Linked DNA regions of Homo sapiens: region 2 is linked to region 1. A link is an interaction called in ENCODE POLR2A ChIA-PET data of the cell type or tissue named here. Cell type or tissue: PC-9. All regions are shown on one strand. Links, peaks and the distances in the headings refer to the core of each region. The heading gives the core; the rest is flanking DNA.

Evidence for each region. Peaks named below come from ENCODE experiments on the same cell type or tissue, not always from the same donor. Only the 100,000 strongest peaks of a DNase experiment are listed, where the experiment ranks them.
Region 2: POLR2A ChIA-PET joins it to region 1 with 5 read pairs; 4 of 35 experiments call an interaction of 5 or more read pairs at or near these places.

Annotation. Positions count from the first base shown.
Region 1 is chr12:93,525,759-93,528,681 of GRCh38, forward strand. No RefSeq gene overlaps it. Among named protein-coding and RNA genes, the nearest start is that of SOCS2-AS1, 44 kb to the right of the region's middle. In PC-9, for the core only: no CTCF peak of the experiment used is centred there; a DNase peak (open chromatin) is centred at 1,223.
Region 2 is chr12:93,757,541-93,760,463 of GRCh38, forward strand. The region is part of intron 2 of CRADD (CARD and death domain containing adaptor protein); the gene reads left to right. Among named protein-coding and RNA genes, the nearest start is that of CRADD-AS1, 21 kb to the left of the region's middle. In PC-9, for the core only: no CTCF peak of the experiment used is centred there; no DNase peak of the experiment used is centred there.

The DNA of each region.
Region 1 (2,923 bases), core at 209-2,708:
GATAATAATGAGTAGACAAGTGTATGGATACTGTCTCTTCTTTAGATGTTTTGCCTTTGCAAAAAGAGTGCAAATCGAAGTGATCCTACAGATGAGCTGTAAGTGTTAAAGAAAACAACATTAGTTTGTATCACCACCAGACTACTTTTATTGCCACCAGAAAATGAAAGTGTTTTAGGAAACAGCAAAGCCCTATAAAAGGAATAGAATGATGTCCGCCAGTCTTGAAATAGGGATGGGTGATTCTTGAAGAGGATTTGAGGAAGTCAAAGGTGATAATACACGTTAGAAAGTTGTGGGGGGTACAGGTGATGGATTGCTTTTTATTTAAAAATATTTATTATTATTCTTTTGTACTTGATCTTAGCCAAAAGGCCGAGGAGCAATTATTATTATTTTTTGAGACAGGGACTCGCTCTGTCACTCAGGCTGGTGTGCAGTGGTGCTCACTGCAACCTCAACCTCCCAGGCTCAAAGGATCCTCCTGCTTCAGCCTCCTGAGTGCGTGCCACTGTGCCTGGCTATTTTTTTTATTTTTTTGTAGAGATGGTGTCCCACTGTGTTGCCCAGGTTGGCCTCAAACTCCTGGGTTTAAGCTATCCTCCTGACTCAACCTCCTAAAGTGCTGGCATTACAGGCGTGAGCCACTGCACCCGGCCTGGATTGCTTTTATAATTAAAACAGAAAATGATTTAAAAATCTAGCAGAGAAATGAAGGTTAACATAAAATAACAACAACAACAACATAGATGATATTAACACTCCTGGAAAAGCATTGAATGGAAGAAGGAAAGATGAAAACAACTCCTTCTCCTCCCCCAAAATAAACAACAAAAAACTTGATCTTGAATATGGGTCCATGGAAGAAACTCTCCTTCAGGACATTTTAGATGGAAATAGAGTCCATATGCAGTAATGGGTGTGCTTTCATCTAAAATGAGCTTCTGTTAATAATAGTTCTAGAGCACTTTGTGTGTGCTAAAATTTTTTTCTGAGATTTTGGTTTGAGGATCTTTCCTAATTTAAGAGAATTTTATTCGTTCACTGTTTTGTTAGGTGAAGAGTTGGAAATATTTCTGTCTCATTAAACAGCCTCGATTCAAAGACAGACCACCTGCCTGATTTCCTACTCTAGTCCTCTAAAATAAAGACAGGCAACTGTGGGCATTCCTGAAAATTGTTTGCCTTGTCCATTCAAGCTCATTTTTAAAGAATGACTCACGGCCAATCTGCACTCCAGCCTTTGATACTTAAGAGTGTGTGTGTGTGTATGTGTGTGTGTGTGTGTGTACGCAGAGGAATGGTGGAGAGAGGTATAAAAAGAAAATGAACAAAGAAGTGTGGGTTAGAAGCCATACTCTGAGCTAAGGGCTGCACTTAATTGGAAATTAGGGGCCAACCTACAAGTACAATGCTATAAAACTAAGATCAGGACAAAGCCATCAAAGTCCAAGATTACTCTGGGGGATAGAGACATGAGTCTGAAGCAAATGACATTGTGCCTCAGTGTGTGGGCAGACCTAGCTTTGAGGAGACTGGGGAAATGTTATAATTTTGGAAACCCTCTTGAATAAAGAATACAATTTTAGGTACAAATACAGATGCTCCTCAACTTAGATGGAATTGCATCCTGATATACCTACCATAAATTGAAAATATCCTAAGTCAGAAATATAGCCAGGTATGGTGGCTCATGCCTGTAATCCCAGCATTTTGAGAGGCCAAGGTGGGAGGATTGCTTGAGCCCAGGAGTTCTAGATCAGCCTGGGCAACATAATGAGACCCTGTCTCTACAAAAAAATTTAAAAATTAGCCAAGCATGGTGGCACATGCCTGTAGTCCTAGCTACTTGGGAGATGGAGGGGGGAGGATCGCTTGAGCCTGGGAAGTAGAGACTGCAGTGAGCTATGATGGCATGATGGCACTCCAGCCTGGGCAACAAAGTGAGACCCTGTCTCTAAAAAAAAAAAAAAAAGAGGGAACAAAAAGGAAATGCACCTAACCTACTGAATATCATAGCTCAGCCCAGCCTACCTTAACTGTGCTCAGGACACTTACATGAGCCTACAGTTGGACAAAATCATCAAACACAAGCGTGTTTTATAATAAAGTGTAGAACATCTCATGTAACGTACTGAATACAGTACATTGTAGAGTACAGTATCAGTTGTTTACCCTCCTGATCTCATGGCTGGCTGGCAGCTGTGGTTGATACCACTGTTCAGCATCTTGAGAGTACTATTGAATATTGCTAGCCCAGGAAAAGATCCCAATTCAAAATGCCAAGTATGATTTCTACTGAGTGTGTACCACTTTTGCACCATTGTAAAGTCAAAAAATCATAAGTTGGGGACCATCTGTACAATAACAAGACGACATGGCAGTGATTACTAAACACATACACACATCCACTACACCCGACTTCGCGTATCCCCAAGCCAGATTCCATAGTGTCCAGGGGCACTCCAGAGTTCTCTGACACGAGGAAGATTGTGATGGAAGAAAAGTCAGAGAGAAAGGACTTATTTGTTAAAATGCATGATCAGGTGCAGTGGCTCATGTCTGTAATCCCAGCACTTTGGGAGGCAGAGGTAGGTGGATCACCTGAGGTCAGGAGTTAAAATAAAGGCCAGGCGCAGAGGCTCATGCCTGTAATACTAGTACTTTGGGAGGCTGAGGTGGGCAGATTGCCTGAGCTCAGGAGTTCAAGAGCAGCCTGGGCAACATGGTAAAACCCCATCTCAACTAAAATACACACACACACACACACACACACACACAAAACAGCCAGGCGTGGCAGTGGGCACCTGTAGTCCCAACTACCCAGGAGGCGGAGGCAGGAGAATCACTTGAACCGGGAGGTGGAGGTTGCAGTGAGCTGAGATCACACCACTGCACTCCAGCCTGGGTGACAGAGCAAGAC
Region 2 (2,923 bases), core at 161-2,660, 230 kb after region 1:
GCTCATCAGACATGTGGCTTCTGGAGAAATGAGGTTTTAATAACTTGTCGTTTTTCTGTTCCAAATTTTGAGAGTAGCAGTATATCACTGCTTAAAATGTGCTAATTTTTGAGATAACTTTTCTTAGCCTGGTTCTCATTAGAGCTTAAGAAGGAGACAATAGCAATAGGACATTGTTTGCTCAGCCTCTCCATTTCTGTAGGAAAAGAATTGTTAGGAGGAGGAAGGGTAGGGAAAAAAAAGTGCAGGGGAGTGTCATCATCTGGTAGATAGTTTAAAAAAATTCCTCTGGCTTTGGAGTAGGAAAATTGATTGTAGAGGATCCAGGAGGAATCAGAGAGGCTGTTGAAGAGGCTATGGTAGCTGTCCATGTGAGGGACAATGGCTTGGACAAGGGTGGCAGTGGTGCAGATAGAAAAGGGTGGTTGGACTCAGCATACATTGGAAGAAGAGGGCACAGGACCCTGTGTCAGATATTTTGGTATATTCCTCCTATCATTAGAGTTTAGTCATGTGTATTCACACCCCACATTTGTTTCTTCTAAGAAATGAAGTCTATCCGTTAAGGAAATGTCAGTTAATCCTCATTGCTGCTGTTATCATGGTTGGATTTGCTCCAAAAGGTATGTTACCATATATAGAATTAAAACCAGTCTCTACCCTGTGGGGAAGTAATGCAGATGTTTTGAGATTAGAGTTTAGAATCTATTCCAAAGATCTGCCAGAACACATGTTTAACAATGAGCATGAGAGTTTTCCCCATTGCTATTCTTACTATGTTGTTTATCAAACAAAGATAATTTGGGGGCTTGTGTAGAAACTCCACAATATTTAAGAAAATAAACACAAATCTCTGAGTCAATAACTAAATGTTTCTGATGGTATACTAAGAAATATAACTTATTTTATTAATGGTTATTAATATAACCATGACTTTTAAATTAATATTAATATTAACTGATATTAATATTAATGTAACCATGACTTATATTAATGGTTATTAATATAATTATGACTTTTAATTCTTTTAATTAAAATATTTGTGGTTCTTTATAGTTCACCACAGCTTTGAATAAAACAAAATTGTTTTCATGTTTTAAATGCAGTGGAAGGTTTTATGTTTGGTGTTATTCAATTGGTAAGGCAAATTGCTTTGTTATTAGCTTGATTTACGTGAAAATTTAGATTTAATTTTAGATTTGGTAGATTTTAATCTGATACCATTTTATATTGGTTTATATCTGAATGCTTCATTAAGATCCTGGGTATACACAGTTTAACCTCAAGCATATAGTCTTATTATATTATTTTATTATAAGAAACAGAAGTATGGAAACTTGAGGCTGGGACTGTTCAGAGCTAAATCTTATGAAATGAAATAAGTTCTTGTAATCATTTTGCAGCCATTATTTGTTGTGCTTTTGTGGTATTTTGTCTCTTTTGAGCTATCCTCACAGGTTTCCAGGAATTCAAGGCCTAAGAAACATTCTACTAAGAACTTGAAATACCAAGGCATTTAATTTTTGGAAGTGTAGAATGTTTTATTACTTTTGAAGTTTTGAGGACCAGCAAAATAGAGAAGTGTATTGTGTTACACAATTTGCTATGTTATAAATGTTTACTTTTAGTGGACATGATGTAACTAGAATGGAAAAAAACACAGAAATAGTAATTGTTGATATAATCTTGCCTTGGAGGTAGCGATGGGTGGGGGAATGGGGAGTGGGAACATAGCATGAGAGGAGAAAAAAATCTGTTACCAATTTATGGTAAAATTATTACAGTTAAAAAGAGTTGCATATATGAATAATAATAAAACCTTCACCCAGCTTTCTTGAAAGTTTACAAACTTCCTTTCTTTGCTTAGAACTAGCTCGAGAAAGGAAAAAAAAAATCTTCTCTTAGATTCTTTGCATAAAAAACTAATTCCTTTATTTTTCTCACCGGTTCTCTTCATCTTTCATTTTGGTCCCCAGAGAATACTGTTTGACTATTTTGAAATCATTTCTCTTCTCCACTTTGTTGCACTTTGCCCTCTGGGATCGTTTCCCCAGCTCACTCTTCTTCCTTTGTCCTACTGCTCCCTTTACCCCCACCTCTCTTTCTATAGCCAAGAAAGAAACTTGTTAACCATGACTTTTTCTTTTAGGAACCAATTCAAAAATCCCTTTGGTACACAGGTTTACAGGCACCCTATCTCAGTCTGATTCCAGAAAAAAAAGCACCAGGAAATACAGGAAAATATGTAGCTATTAATAAATTCCACAGATAGGCAGAAGTTGCCAAAGGAAAATGGGAGAACAACAAGGACTGTTCATTGGACTTCCAGGAATAGAAATTGTTGGGAGTCTACTCTTTTCAAAATAAACTGACATGGGGCTGACCACCTTGTCAGTTACTCCCATCTGATGGTGGGGTGTGGCAAACAAGGGCAAAGGTATTGTTTGGTTTTCAAGGTCAGGCTGCTAATTGTATAATTGGATTAACCCAGCCCGCAGAGACATGGAGACTACCAGTCACTTGTTAGCCTGGGTCCCAAGGTAGAAGCAGCACAAAAGTATGGGGAGGATGTTCAGCTGAAATGGAAGGAAGAAAGTAAAGAGGATAGAGAAAAAAATACAGAAATGTTAGCCAAAGGAGTTATAATTAGGAGAAAACCATTATCTTATTAATCTCTGTGTGATTAATTAATTATAAATGAGTTTTCTCTTGGAAAAGAGCGAAGCTACTTAGTATGACTTGTGGGGAGAGTGTGTGTGAGGAGAAGAAAGTGTACTTTTTCTGCCCAATTATGGAAGGTCTTAAACATCAGCCATGTTTTTAGGAGTTTGACTAATAAATCCAGAAGGCTTATTATTTATTTTATCCAGGCATGTTTTATTTACTATGAGAGATCTTCTTAGTTCTTGCTTTTGTTTTGTAA